3 separate regions of the Homo sapiens genome follow, and all the other regions are linked to region 2. Evidence: chromatin contacts called from ENCODE Hi-C or POLR2A ChIA-PET data. All regions are on one chromosome and are shown on one strand. Each heading gives the region's core, a stretch centred on a gene start or an enhancer-like site at or near the end of the contact. The rest is flanking DNA. Distances are from core to core; before and after follow the strand shown. Region 1 holds the start of INTS11 (integrator complex subunit 11). Region 2 holds the start of ATAD3A (ATPase family AAA domain containing 3A). Region 3 overlaps SLC35E2B (solute carrier family 35 member E2B).

Region 1 (2,700 bases), core at 165-2,664, 190 kb before region 2:
CCGGTGGAAGGACCAGGTTCCAGGACAGCACAGGGCAGGCACCTGTGGAAAACGCTAAGGACATCAGGATGACTGGCCACCAACACCATGTCCCTCCAGCTGTTTCTGAGACCCTGGATTTTGACTAATTTTTTCCTTCTTCACATCGTTCTATACTGTTACGACTTTGACTTTCTTTTGAGACATGGTTTTGCTGTCACCCAGGCTGGAGTGCAGTGGCACAATCATGGCTCACTGCAGCCTCAACCTCCTGGGCTCAAGCAATCCTCACAACTCAGCCTCCCAAGTAGCTTGAACCACAGGCACACACCACCACGCCCTGCCAATTTTAGCATTTTTTTTTTTTGGAGTGATGGGGTCTTGCCATGTTGGCTAGGTTGGTCTTGAACTCCTGGGCTCAAGCGATCCTCCCACCTCTGCCTTCCAAAGTGCTGTGATTGCAGGCGTGAGCCACAGTGCCCAGACTGTCAGGACTTTTAGGAGTACATATTTGCGTTTTTTGCTATTTTTTTCAGTGTTGCAGAAATCAGGTAGAACAAGAGCTAAAGTGAGAGTTGATTGTAACTCGGGCGTGAGCACACAGAGTGGTGGACAGAAAGCAAGACGTGAGGAGGCAGAAGCGGGGCTGGGGGGCTGAGGGGCTTGCGGGGTTAAGGGGCTTGGGGGCTGGGGGACTGGGGGGCTGAGGGGCTGGGGGGCTGAGGGTCTGGGGGTCTGCTGGGCTGAGGGGCTGGGGGACTGAGGGGCTGGGGGACTGAGGGTCTGCTGGGCTGAGGGTCTGGGGGACTGGAGCGCTGGGGGGCTGGGGGGCTGAGGGACTGAGGGGCTGAGGGGCTGGGAGGCTGAGAGGCTGGGGAGCTGGGGGGCTGAGGGTCTGCGGGGCTGAGGGGCTGGGGGGCTGGGGGGCTGAGGGGCTGGGGGGCTGAGGGGCTGGGAGGCTGAGAGGCTGGGGAGCTGGGGGGCTGAGGGTCTGCGGGGCTGAGGGGCTAAGGGACTGAAGGGCTGGTAGGGCTGGAGGCGGCAGCGCGCGGCACGGGGAGGTCAAGGCACCGACGAAAGCGCACAGCGAGCGCGAAGGCCCCGCGGCCCCATCTGCGACGTCCCCTCACGGCCGCCTGAACCTCGGGGCTCGCGTTCTCGCGTCACTGCCGGAGGCCCGGGGTGCAGGGACTAGGCCGCCTCTCGGCTCCCACCAGGGCCCGCGCGGGGAGGAGACCGGAGGACGCCCGCGGCGCGCACCTGGCTCCACGAGAAACGGGAGGGAGCGGGGCGCCCAGCCCGCCCGGAGCCGCATACGGAGCCCACCCCACAGCCCTCCCGGCGGCTCCCACTCACCCAAGGGCGTGACTCTGATCTCAGGCATCGTCTCCGCCGCGCTCCCGGACCCGCGAGGCCCGCCTGCGGTGATGCACTGCGCAGGCGCAACCACCTCGCTGCAACTTCCGGTGCGCTAGCCGGAAACGCGGGTCGGGGCGCCGGGCCTCCTGATTGGGCAGCATCCAACCAATCAGGGCGGCGGGCGAGGGCGGGGCGAGGGCGGGGCGGTGGGCGGGGACGGGGCCCGCACGGCGGCTACGGCCTAGGTGAGCGGCTCGGACTCGGCGGCCGCACCTGCCCAACCCAACCCGCACGGTCCGGAAGTCGCCGAGGGGCCGGGAGCGGGAGGGGACGTCGTCCTAGAGGGCCGGAGCGGGCGGGCGGCCGAGGACCCGGCTCCCGCGCAGGACGGAGCCGTGGCTCAGGTCGGCCCCTCCCCAACACCACCCCGGGCCTCCGCCCCTTCCTGGGCCTCTCGGTGGAGCAGGGACCCGAACCGGTGCCCATCCAGTCCGGTGCCATCTGAAGCCCCCTTCCCAGGTGAGACTCGTAGCGCTCGCTCGACAGGGTCTGGTCCCACCCACAAGGCCTGGGGCGCCGTGGGGCCCCGTCTCCTGCTGGCCCCCCAGCCTGCTGTCAGCCCCCGTGCTCTGTGCTCAGGCCGCCCTCGCGCCCGGCCCTGACCTTGGGCCGTTGGGCTGCCCTGGGAAAGGCCTGGAGGTGTCCTGGGTCACCTTCCTGGGCTGGCAAGCTGCCTGCCTCCTGCACAGCCACTGCCCTTCCTGTTGTTACCGAGCCACCAGCCACAGCTCTGAGAAGCTCCTGGCAGCTTCTGTTTGCCACTGGCTCGAATCTGGGCAGGAAGGCAAGGCCCGCAGAATATCTGGTGACCAAGAAGGAAACCCCAGAGCCTCAGAGACCATCTTCTCAGTGGACAAAATTAAGGCCCGAGGAGGGGAGGGGCGTGCTGGAAGTCTATGGGACTGCATCTTTCTGAGGCCCAGGAGCAGCCATCCCCCACACCTGAAGCCCGGTGAGCTCACATCTGGGGCCTCCGCCTGGTGCCAAGCATGCAACCCAACCTGTGGGGCCTGCAACGCCAGGCTTCAGCACCCTGCAGGCACCAGTGCTCCAGCAGCCTGGGCCACGGGCTGGGCAGGGCTTGCAGCCCATGATCCCTAGTGATGAAGGGCCCAGTCCTAGGGTGCTGAGCAACCTGCCCACCTGCTCCTGGCCAGGAGCTCTCACCACGGCTGGGTGCCCTTCCCCCTCCCCCACCGATGGAGTCCCTGCAGCCAGGGAGGCCAGGACAGGGCTCCCAGCACCAACCGGCCTAGGAACCCCCAGGCCCTCTTCCTGGTCGAGGTGGAATGCAGCTGACTC
Region 2 (2,700 bases), core at 5-2,504:
GCCAAAGAAGTAGAACTCGAATATAAATTTTTCTCAGCTAGATAATTTACTTCTATAGAAGGGGACATCTCATAGATGGAGCAATGGCGAGCGCTTGGACAAGGGAGGGGAAGGGGTTCTTATTCCTGACGCGGGTAGCCCCTACTGCTGTGTGGTTCCCCTATTGGCTAGGGTTAGAATGCACAGTCTAAACTAGTGCCCATTGGCTATTTTAAAGGGAGCAGGAGTATGGGCCAGAGTGGCGGGGTGAGTGGTTTGGCGGGAAAAATGGTTATGGGACAGGTAACTAAAGGTGACTCAGGTCAAAGCAGGAGACCGGGATTAGTTAGGACGGAGCAGGTGACCAGGGCAACAGATGTCAACTACTGACTAGAACTGGTGGAAAAGGTTGTTTACTGAAACTGCGAGGAAGGTAGACTTTAAAATGCAGGACAAAGACTGAACATACTGATATACTGATTCTTTGAAGGGAAGTTTAGAACTCATTGTATCTAACATTATTCAGGCTTAAAACAGTTTCCAATCCAGTGGGAAAAGTCACTCCATATATTCCGTGAAGTCAACCAGTTCCATCAAGGAGAAAGTCAGGGCCGCTGGGAGCGCGTGGACCGTGGGCTCCGGGGCGGCGCCTGCCCGGGCACCCCGGCCCCGTCCACGCCCCGCAAGAGGAGCTCGCTGGCCCCGCCACGCGGGAAGGGGTCGCCCCGGGGTCTTGGGCGGGAGGGCCGTGCGGGCTGCGGAGACACCGAGGAGGGGAGGCGCCTCTCCTGAGCTCTTGGCGCAGCGACCCCAGGGCGCCGACTCATCGCGGAAGGGCTCGGCTTGCCCGGGCGCCGGTGCCGCCTCGGGTGAGGTTCCCGCGAGACTCTTCTCTGCGTCCTGGACTCACCGCAGGGCGCCCCGCCGCACGGATCGAGAACCTTGGGGCTCCCTGGAAACTTGCCACCCGCTGCCGCCAAGGCCGGAACTCCTCGGAGCCCCTAGCAACGGAGCCCCTAGCAACGGAGCCCACGCGGATGCGGCGCGGGGCTGACGCTGCCTTGGGTTCGCCTACGTCCCTCGGGAATTTTGTCCCGGCGTGGCTCCCGTAGCCAGATGCTTCGCCGCTCCCGCCCCGCTGGCTCCCAAAGCCTGTTCGGCAGTCGCGGCGCCGTCGCTATGGCGTCACTGTCCTCGGGGCCAATCCAAGGGCTGCGCGCGTGTCCCTTACGCGCTTCTATCGCCGGGAGGAAGGGGTGTGTGTGGCGCCTGCGCAGTGGCGGTGACCACCGGCTCGCGGCGCGTGGAGGCTGCTCCCAGCCGCGCGCGAGTCAGACTCGGGTGGGGGTCCCGGCGGCGGTAGCGGCGGCGGCGGTGCGAGCATGTCGTGGCTCTTCGGCATTAACAAGGGCCCCAAGGGTGAAGGCGCGGGGCCGCCGCCGCCTTTGCCGCCCGCGCAGCCCGGGGCCGAGGGCGGCGGGGACCGCGGGTTGGGAGACCGGCCGGCGCCCAAGGACAAATGGAGCAACTTCGACCCCACCGGCCTGGAGCGCGCCGCCAAGGCGGCGCGCGAGCTGGAGCACTCGCGTGAGTGCGGCGGGGCGGGGCGGCGCGGGCGGGCGGGCGGGACGGGCCGGGGAAGCGGGAGCCCTGGCCCTTGCCGCTCCTCGCCGCTGTCGGCAGCCACTTCCCGGGCGAGACTGCGCCCCCGGAGCACCCCCGGCCGGAGCCGTGTCGCGTGCCGGGAGGATCGGACTCTTTCCGTCACCCGTTTGCACCTCTGCAGCTGTCAGGAGCGGGTCAGGTGCGGAAAGCGGTGCGGAGGTGGCGCTCATAGGTTACAGGGGTCAGGGTCTGGGGCTGGCCGTGGTCTTCAGTTACCGCCGAGCGTGCGGGATCCTTCTGCGCTTGCCGCCTCCACGTGGCACAGGCCAAGGCGTGGCCAGATGGGTAGATGGGTTTGTTGGGTGGTTGCTAGCAGTTTCCACGTAACAAGGGAAGCGTATTTGAGAGTTACTTGATTCTAACGAGACTAGCAGATTTGCACTTCTTGTTGGAAGACGTTAGCATTTGCACGGCGAGGTCTGTGAAGCCACAGGCCAGGCCGTGCTGCTCAGCTTGAGTAAACCCCTGACCCAAGGCCCTCAGGGTGTGAGCACTCACCATGTTGTTCAGGCTGGTCTTGAATTCTGGCCTCAGGTGATTCGCCCACCTCGGCCTCCCAAAGCGCTGGGATGACAGGCGTGAGCCGCTGCTCATGGCCTTCCTCGGTAATTTTAACCATCAGGTTAGGATGGGAATCAAGGGCTGGACTTCAGGGCACCTCGGAGGACAGCGGATGTTGGTGACTGACTTTCTTGCTGCAGGCTTATTTGGAGGGTTCCTTTGTGTCCTAGTTCCTGGGGGTTTTCACCCGCTAACTTCACTTAGAGATTGAAACTTCTCCCACTTCCAGAAGCTGAATCGTAGTGATCAGCCTGCGGCCCCCTGCAGTGGTACAGGCCTGGTTGAGCAGCCTCAGGCCGCCTCCCCATAGTGCAGACCTGTGCCTCTGAGTTGCTCCAGTCCTGGCGGCCCCGGAGCTCCTGACCCGCAGTCCGCTCTGCCGGCGTTGCCAGTGCCTTGGTCTGCCCTCTCTGTGGTGGAGCGGGGCCCGGGGCAGGGTCTCCAGGTGCACCGTGGGGAGCCCTCCATCAGGCTTTTGTTTCCTGTGGATTGTGT
Region 3 (2,700 bases), core at 184-2,683, 170 kb after region 2:
GCTACTTTCTTTTTCCTTTTTTTTTTTTTTTTTGAGACGGAGTATTGCTCTGTCGCCCAGGCTGAAGTGCAGAGGCGTGATCTGGGCTCACTGCAAGCTCCGCCTCCCGGGTTCTCGCCATTCTCCTGCCTCAGGCTCCCGAGTAGCTGGGACGACAGGCGTCCGCCACCACGTCCGGCTAATTTTTTGTAATTTTTTTTTTTTTAGTAGAGACGGGTTTTCACCGTGTTAGCCAGGATGGTCTCGATCTCCTGACCTCGTGAACCGCCCACCTCGGCCTCCTAAAGTTCCATGCTACTTTCTAGACAGACTCCGTGGTATAAAACCACACTTACACCCGCTTCACGCTCAGGCGACTGTGGCTTCGGGGCGAGACACCCCCTCCCTTCCCACGAGCTCCAGGAAGGTCAGAACAGCCGTTTCCTCCTGAGGTCCAGTGGGAATCATCCCCCCAGCTGGGGCTTTGCACAGACGCCACTGTGACTCCGCAGCACCGAGACCCCACCTCCCCCAGGTCTCAATCCCAGCGCTCAGGCAGCCCGATTTCCTGTTTCTCACACCTGGGTTTCTCTTCCTGCTTCGGGGGAGGCTGTGCATCTGAAGGGGCGCCCATCCTGTCTCACCAAGGCGCTCTGGGAGCGTGTGGTGCCGGCCGTGCTGCCCGACCCAGTACCCCTCCTCGTCTCACTTCTCCCCCGGGAAACTGGGGTTCCCACCTCATTCGTGACCTCCTTCTGTGTTTATGTTTATGCACTTGCGTGCGTGCCATATGTATACATAAATATTCTGTGTTCACACTGAGGGACGCACGCCACCCCCTCCCCCATGAAGACCTCGCCTGGGTGCTCAGGCCGGCCTCTCCCCCAGCTCACCTGCCCAGCAGTGCTCAGAGGTGCCTGAAACTTGGCCTCCCCATACCCGGGAACAGGCGCTTCTGCCCTCTCCCCAGTGGCGGCAATGCCAGGGCCTCTGCAGCCTTCCTCTCTCTCCTCCCCTCCCCCTGCTGTGTGTGTCTGTGCACCCAGGTCTCCCCGTCTGCCCATCACACCGCCAGCTCAGTGCCACCCAGACGCTCCCAGGCCACCCATGTGTGCCCTGACCCCTCGGTGCACCAGGACAGCTGCCTCCAAGGGCACCCCAGGCCTCAGTGAGGAGAAGGCCGACCCCTCCACCAGTTCCCACAGCCTCGGAATAACAAAGGACTCATCCACTCCTCGGGCCACTGACAGTGCCAGATCTCCACAAAGACACCATTCCCTTCTTCCTGTTCAGCAGCACAGTCCCACTGCTTAGCCTGGGGTGACAACAAGCTGGGAGCTAAACCTCCATGGGCTGCAGCCTCCCTGGAGCTAGGACTGGCTGGGCCCTGAGCCAGGGAGCTAGGAGACTTTGTGCCAGTTTCCCGGACTGATGGGCCCTGGCTGGGGGTGGAGCAGCTACCTGGCTTTCCTGAGGTGAAAATCCAACAACAAAGGGTGCGGCAGAGCAAAAGGACAGAGCACTCGCGACAGGGCTCCGCAAGGCAGGGGTGGAGCTCATGGCAGGCGTGGATCTCACTCCCCACCTCACTAGGCCTCACGGCCCTTGACCTCTCCCTCCCACCTCGAAGGCTGCCCCCTGGCTGGGGACGCTGTCACAGCACCCGCTACACAGGCTCTGCCACCACCAGCGAGTTTCTAAAACCAAATTCATTTACATGGCAAGGAGGCCACGCTCAAGAAACCCCTCCAGGAGCAAGGAACAGCACGTGGGCTCGGGCGTGTGCAGACGACGCCAGTCACGTCCCACCTGACGTCGAGGCAAACCTGGAATTCAAAAGGCAAGCATCTCCCTCTTGCCAGAACAGTCTGTCCACTTAGCTTCCCTCTGAGAAACTCACAGCATCCCAGGCAAAACTGCTCCCCGCAATGAGGACCCCCATTCCCCTTCTCTGCTGACACTGTGCTCCAAGAAGCCTGTGGGACCCACACAAGCAGCCCAGTCCCCACCCTAATGTTTGCTCACAATTAGTGGAAACAAAAAAACAGAAATCACACTTCACTGACGCTGCCGTTCTCTGTACATCAAGAACTTAAGGTTCTGGGCCAGGCGCCGTGGCTCACACCTGGAATCCCAGCACTTTGGGAGGCCAAGGTGGGCGGATCACCTGAGCTCAGGAGTTCATGACCAGCCTGGCAAACACAGCAAAACCCCGTCTCTACTAAAAGTACAAAAAAAAAATCAGCCGGGTGTGGTGGCTGGCACCTGTAATCCCAGCTACTCGGGAGGCTGAGGCAGGAGAATCACTTGAACCTGGAAGGCAGAGCTTGCAGTGAGCTGAGATCGCGCCATTGCACCCCAGCCTGAGCAACAGAGCGAGACTCCCGTCAAAAAAAAAAAAAAAAAAAATGCTGGGCGCGATGGCTCACACCTGTAATCCCAGCACTTTGGGAGGCCGAGGAGGGTGGATCATGAGGTCAGGAGTTCAAGACCAGCCTGACCAACGTGGAGAAACCCCGTCTCTACTAAAAATACAAAATTAGCCGGGCGTAGTGGATGCCTGTAATCCCAGCTACTCAGGAGGCTGAGGCAGGAGAATCGCTTGAACCCGGGAGGCGGAGGTTGCGGTGAGCCGAGATCACACCGTTGTACTCCAGCCTGGGCAACAAGAGTGAAACTCCGTCTCAAAAAAAAAAAATTTTTTTTTAATGTAGCCGGGCA

The links. A loop is a pair of places that touch in the nucleus more often than their neighbours do. ChIA-PET counts read pairs that join two places held with the same protein, here RNA polymerase II (POLR2A). Pooled maps may share reads with other maps.
Region 1: a loop to region 2 is called in a pooled map, with 9 times the contacts of the local background. The contact joins the promoter of INTS11 here to the promoter of ATAD3A in region 2. A Hi-C loop is called at or near these places in 1 of 168 maps with a recorded cell type or tissue (ovary), 1 of 37 single-sample maps with no recorded cell type and 7 of 50 pooled maps. POLR2A ChIA-PET finds 5 or more read pairs at or near these places in 2 of 52 experiments (MCF 10A and activated CD4-positive, alpha-beta T cell).
Region 3: a pooled map shows a loop between it and region 2 (7-fold over the local background). The contact joins the enhancer-like site here to the promoter of ATAD3A in region 2. A Hi-C loop is called at or near these places in 3 of 37 single-sample maps with no recorded cell type and 5 of 50 pooled maps. POLR2A ChIA-PET finds 5 or more read pairs at or near these places in 1 of 52 experiments (RWPE1).

What each region holds. Positions count from the first base shown.
Region 1 is chr1:1,323,246-1,325,945 of GRCh38, forward strand. It overlaps INTS11 (integrator complex subunit 11), which reads right to left and starts at 1,415. Exons shown (of 17, transcript NM_017871.6): 1 at 1,336-1,415. The coding sequence starts at 1,363. It overlaps CPTP (ceramide-1-phosphate transfer protein), which reads left to right and starts at 1,557. Exons shown (of 3, transcript NM_001029885.2): 1 at 1,557-1,857. RefSeq lists an enhancer at 1-385 and silencers at 1,204-1,333, 1,514-2,013.
Region 2 is chr1:1,510,908-1,513,607 of GRCh38, forward strand. It overlaps ATAD3A (ATPase family AAA domain containing 3A), which reads left to right and starts at 1,255. Exons shown (of 16, transcript NM_001170535.3): 1 at 1,255-1,566. The coding sequence starts at 1,362. RefSeq lists silencers at 563-762, 1,213-1,372 and an enhancer at 1,003-1,062.
Region 3 is chr1:1,677,463-1,680,162 of GRCh38, forward strand. The region is part of intron 2 of SLC35E2B (solute carrier family 35 member E2B); the gene reads right to left. Among named protein-coding and RNA genes, the nearest start is that of SLC35E2B, 14 kb to the right of the region's middle. RefSeq lists an enhancer at 543-592. Within about 2 kb of position 1,434, at least 15 of the 41 ENCODE cell types and tissues checked have a DNase peak (open chromatin) inside an H3K27ac peak, as active enhancers do.